2 separate regions of the Homo sapiens genome follow, and region 2 is linked to region 1. The links are chromatin loops, found by intact Hi-C in ENCODE. Cell type or tissue: CD4-positive, alpha-beta T cell. All regions are shown on one strand. Links, peaks and the distances in the headings refer to the core of each region. The heading gives the core; the rest is flanking DNA.

Region 1 (2,808 bases), core at 126-2,625:
ATAATGTGGTGAATTACCTTACCCAGATTAAAGGAGAAAAATTGATCATCTCAATGGATTCAGAAAGACATTTGATAAAATTTAAAAAGCATTTGTGGGCCAGACACACCTGTAATCCCAACACTTTGGGAGGCTGAGGTGGGTGGATCACTTGAACCCAGGAGTTTGAGACCAGCCTGGGCAACATGGTAAAACCCCGTTTCTACCAAAAATAAAAAAATTAGTTGAGCATGGTGGCACACACCTGTGGTCCCAGCTACTCAGGAGGCTGAGACATGAAAGTCACCTGAGCCCAGGAGGCAGAGGTTACAGTGAGCTAAGATCATACCACTGCACTCCAACCTGGGTGACAGAGTGAGACTCTGTCTCAAAAAAATGAATCAATAAAAATAAAAAGCATTTGTGATAAAATAAATAAACCTCAGATCATAGTAGCCATAGAAAGGAACTTTCTTTACCTGATAAAAGGTATTAACAAAAACAAAAAACCAAACCTATAATAGATACCGTACTTAATGATAAAATATAGAAAGTTCTTTTGGATTTGGAGATAAGACAAGGAGGCTTATTTTTAGCTCTGTTCAGCATTGTGTAGAGGTCCTACACAGTACATTTAAGGCTAGAAAAAGAATTAAAAGCTATAAGGAGTGAGAAGAAGCAAAATTCTCATTACTTACAGTTAATAAAACTATACACATAGGTAATCCAGAATTTACATGTTAATTATTACAGTTAATAAGTGAGCTTAGCAAGGTTTCTGGTTATAAAATTCATATACAAAATTCAATTGCATATCTATACATCAGCAAAAATTGATTAGAAAAATATATTTTTTAAAAAAGATACAAATAGAAACAATATATAATAGAAACAAAAAATATGAAGTACTTAGGAATAAATTTAACAAAAAGTGTACAAGATCTTTATATAGAAAAATTTAGAATTTTATTAGGAGACATTAAAACCAAAACAGCCTGGGCACAGTGGCTCACACCTATAATCCCAACACTTTGGGAGGCCAAGGCACATACATCACTTGAGCTCAAGAGTTCATGACAAGCCTGGGCAACATGACCAAACACTGCCTCTACAGAAATATTAGCCGGGCATGGTGGCGCAGGCCTGTAGTCCCAGCTACTTAGGGGGCAGAGGCAGGAGGATTGCTTGTTCCTGGGAGGTCGAGGCTGCAGTGACCTGTTCGTGCCACTGCACTCCAGCCTGGGTGACAAAGCAAGACCCTGTCTCAAAAAGTAAAAAAAAAAAAAAAAAAAAGCCAAAATAAATGGAACATTATTCCATATTCACAGATTCAGTGTCATAAGATATTAATTCTCCTTAAACTGATCTGTAGATTCAAGACTATTTACATCAGAAACCCAGCAAGGTTTCTTCATAGGAAACCTTTGTCAAGCTCATTAAAAAATTTATATGAGGCTGGGCATGGTGGCTCACGCCTGTAATCCCAGCACTTTGGGAGGCCGAGGCGGGTGGATCACCTGAGGTCAGAGTTGGAGACCAGCCTGGCCGCCATGGTGAAACCCCATCTCTACTAAAAAGACAAAAATTAGCTGGGTGTGGTGGCATGTGTCTGTAATCCCAGCTACTTGGGAGGCTGAGGCAACAGAATCACTTGATCCCGGGAAGCGAAGGTTACAGTGAGCCGAGATCATGCTACTGCACCCCACCCTGGGCAACAAGAACGGGATGCCATCTTAAAAAAAAAAAAATTACATGAAAGAACAAGGACCAAAAAGCAAAGACACTACTAAAGAACCACAAAATGCAGAAACTTACTTTACCATACATCAAGACTTCTAAGGTGTAGTGATTAAAATAATAACATTTGCACAGAGAGAGACAAATAGACTGTGAAATAGATAACCCAGAAATAGATCTGTGCATCTGTGGAAGCTATGACTCTCCTGTTTGTGGGAGACAAAAATGCAGTAAGTAATAATATGCTAAAAACAATGTTTATTAGTGTAATTTTCCCATTGACCAAGATTGTATCTTTTTTTTCTTGTTTTCACCTTCTCTGTCTAGAAATAGCAAGTGAAGAGGAATCTCCAGTACCTCTGTACTCTCATCTAAACAGTGAAAGCTCCATTCCAGAAGAATTAGGCAGCCCTGCTGTTGAATATGTACCATCCGAGTCTATAGGACAGGAGCAGCCAGGGAGTCCAGATCACAGTATACTTACTGAAGAAATGATTTGTTCACAGGAACTAGAATCTTCTACCTCTCCTAGTAAACATGTAAGTTAATGTATATTTATATCTTAAAGATTCTCTAGAAAAAAAACTGAAAGGTATGTTAGCAGTTATATTATTGTAATTAATGACAGTGTTAACTGTCACCATACTTGTAACATATAGGATATAACATTTGAATAGAAATAAAGCTTTTCATTTACAAATATATGAATTTTGGCATTAGTGAAGGTTATAAAATCATTTGCTATCAAGTCTGTGAATATTGAGGGAATAGGAACTTCTAAAGTCTTTATGAAAAACAGTTTGTAGGAACAACACAAGTTCTTTCTGAAATTTGTTTTTTCACATAACAAAAACAGTAAGATCTTAAACCACACCAGAGTACCTTTACTGTAACTGAATTAATAACTTATGTATAACTCATAGAATAAAAGTAATGGTTTAGCCTCTTAAAGGCAGCTCTGAAACAGTTATTGATTTTAAATTAAGATGATGGCCATTATTAAACTAAGATTTTCTACATTGTCCTTAATCGTGTACTTTATAGAAAAAAAAACTAGCTGGTAAAAACTCAAGATAGAAACTTAACTCTTTT
Region 2 (2,808 bases), core at 36-2,535, 100 kb after region 1:
GATATGTTTTGTTTTGTTTTGGAAACTGGGCCTCAGTTTCCTCATCTTAAAATAAGGAGATTGGGTTAGAGATATAGATGGCTTCTAAGGTCTCCTGAACCCAAGGCTTTCTGATTCTTTCATTGCTTTTTAATGCCTGCTCTAGGGAGGAAGGAGCACATCTCCCCCTTGGTCGTGACTTGTCACAGTTCCAGACTTATAGCTGTTGGGTTCTAATACCCCCCAGCTCTCAGGGGACCAATAAAAACCACATCCAGTCAGCCTGGGCCTGCCCCAGCACATGGAGACAACTGGTCTCAAAGCAGCCCTTCCCAGTCCCCCTCCCCACACGGCCTCCTACCCACTTCCGACTCTTTTTGTTTGTTTGTTTGTTTTTTGGAGACGGAGTTTTGCTCTTGTAGCCCAGGCTGGAGTGCAATGGTGCAATCCCAGCTCACTGCAACCTCCACTCCCCGGGTTCAAGTGATTCTCCTGCCTCAGCTGGGATTACAGGTGCCCGCCACCACACCCAGCTAAATTTTGTATTTTTAGTAGAGACGGGCTTTCACCATGTTGGCCAGGCTGGTCTCGAACTCCAGACCTCAGGTGATCCACCCGCCTCAGCCTCCCAAAGTGTTGGGATTACAGGCGTGAGCCACCGCACCCGGCCCACTCCTGACTTTTAAAAAGAGACAGGAAGCAAAAACAAAACCAAGCACCCAAGGTAGGTCAGATGAAGAGCCAGGGTTAGATAACAAGAGCAACATCCTTTGAGACTAAAGGTTTGGTTGACTCCCTTGGAGGGCCCTGTGTGGAAGCGGAGGAGGGCGGGATGGCCATACCTGCAGCACTGCATCACCAGCGTCTGGCGTTGCCAGCGGTTTTGTCTTATTTCTGCTGGCTGTGCAGAGTGACTGCCAGAATTGTCTCTTGCAGGCTGGAGGAGATTGATGGATTCTTTGCGAGAAATAACGAAGAGTACCTGGCTCTGATCTTTGAAAAGGGAGGCTCCTACCTGGGTAGAGAGGTGAGCTGCCCTGAAGTTCCCTGCAATTCTTGGATAGCCATGGAGAGAGAGCCCCAGTTTGGGAGCAGGGCTTTTCCTGCCAATTCTAGGGTCTTGGCTGCCTGGGTCTTTTAGCCTGGCATTGGCCTGACCCCTGCTGGGAGCCATGGGAAGTGCAGGAGCTGGACCTTTGCGTTTCAAAACCTTGCTGTTTATTCTTATCTCCTTCACGGAAATCAAATATAACACCTGCTGTTATTGAGCATTGGACCAGATTGCTGACACACGTAGCTGCTAATCCCCAAAATTAATGAAGGTGATCAAATAGCATGCCCAAGATCACACAGCTAGTAAGTTGGTAGAAGAGGGCTTTGAACCAGGTCCGTCTGGCTCCAAAGCCAATGTTGTTTCCACAGTGTCCCACTCCATGGGACTGGAGTGAAATATTTGGGAGGGAGGGAACATTAGCGACGCCCTAGCCCCACCGGAGGAAATGGGGTCCTTTACCCAGATGCCGGTCTGTCTCATGTGGGGCATCCGTGAGCCAGCTCCCCAGCGCTTCCAGCTGCAGTGCCCTGTCTAGAAAGCAGGGATGATTACGTTTCTCCGTAGTATTGTTGGGAAGGTCAAATGCAGCAGTTTATGTAAAGGGCCTGGATTGCAGCTGACACATAGTAGGTGCTTTATAAGGATCCATTCCCCTCGCCTAATGCAGAGAGCTCACCATTCTGCCATTGGTTCATGGACTTCTCCATAGACCAGTTGTGAGCTTTTCCCAGCTGCAAAGGTGGGACGTGCCAGTGCACGGGAGATACTCCAAGTCAGTGCAGGGAGACAGGCATGAGAGTAGGCATGAAATTAAACTGCACTGTCAGCCTGAGTGATTTTCCTGCTGAAACTCAACAAGCACAGCTGAGAGTCTGAGCTGAAGCCAGATGCTGTCTCCAGGCCTCTCAGCCCTGAGAGAGGAGGCACAGGGGTTGGGGAGGGGAAAGACAGCTTGGCTTAAGGAGTGCCTGACCCTCTGGGGTCCCAGTTCATGCCTGGGGTCATGCCTGTTATGTAGAGGTGATAAATGGTGATTGGAATCAGGTCTTTTCCCTCCCCTCCCACCACAGTCCTTGAGTACCAAGGGGCTGGGGTCCCAGTGGTTGGAGCCAAGTGCCCCATGCCCATGCAGTGGTGCTTAGCGTGGGACCAGTGGCTAAGGGCCCAGGTTCTGGAGCCACACTAAGCTGGGATTTGTAGCACAGTTCAGGCATATGCAAGCTGTGTGATCTGGAGGCATGATTTCACTTCTAAGCCTCAGTTTCTCCAGCTACAAGATAGGAGCTTTATATTTATTTATTTATTTTGATTTTTGTGAGACGGAGTTTCACTCTTGTTGCCCAGGCTGGAGTGCAATGGCACTGTCTTGGCTCGCTGCAACCTCCACCTCCCAGGTTCAAGCATTTCTCCTTCCTCAGCCTCCCAATTAGCTGGGATTACAGGCATGCACCACCATGCCTGGCTAATTTTGTATTTTCAGTAGAGACGTGGTTTCACCATTTTGGTCAGGCTGGTCTCAAACTCCTGACCTCAGGAGATCCGCCCACCTCAGCCTCCCATAATGCTGGGATTACAGACGTGAGCCACTGCGCCCAACCAGGAACTTTATTTTTATTATTTTGAGATGGAGTCTCGCTCTGTCGCCCAGGCGGGAGTGCAGTGGCACAATCTTGGCTCACTGCAAGCTCCACCTGTCAGGTTCATGCCATTCTCCTGCCTCAGCCTCCTGAGTAGCTGGGACTACAGGCGCCCGCCACCACACCAGGCTAATTTTT

What was found. Hi-C counts contacts between places; a loop is a spot of excess contacts. Peaks named below come from ENCODE experiments on the same cell type or tissue, not always from the same donor. Only the 100,000 strongest peaks of a DNase experiment are listed, where the experiment ranks them.
Region 2: a loop joins it to region 1, with 5 times the contacts of the local background. A loop is called at or near these places in 10 of 110 quality-filtered maps.

What each region holds. Positions count from the first base shown.
Region 1 is chr1:180,076,420-180,079,227 of GRCh38, forward strand. CEP350 (centrosomal protein 350) reads left to right here. Exons shown (of 38, transcript NM_014810.5): 29 at 2,044-2,255. Among named protein-coding and RNA genes, the nearest start is that of QSOX1, 77 kb to the right of the region's middle. In CD4-positive, alpha-beta T cell, for the core only: no CTCF peak of the experiment used is centred there; no DNase peak of the experiment used is centred there.
Region 2 is chr1:180,177,879-180,180,686 of GRCh38, forward strand. It overlaps QSOX1 (quiescin sulfhydryl oxidase 1), which reads left to right. Exons shown (of 12, transcript NM_002826.5): 5 at 916-1,006. Among named protein-coding and RNA genes, the nearest start is that of QSOX1, 24 kb to the left of the region's middle. In CD4-positive, alpha-beta T cell, for the core only: CTCF peaks have their summits at 1,146 (motif pointing left) and 1,167 (motif pointing left); a DNase peak (open chromatin) is centred at 1,133.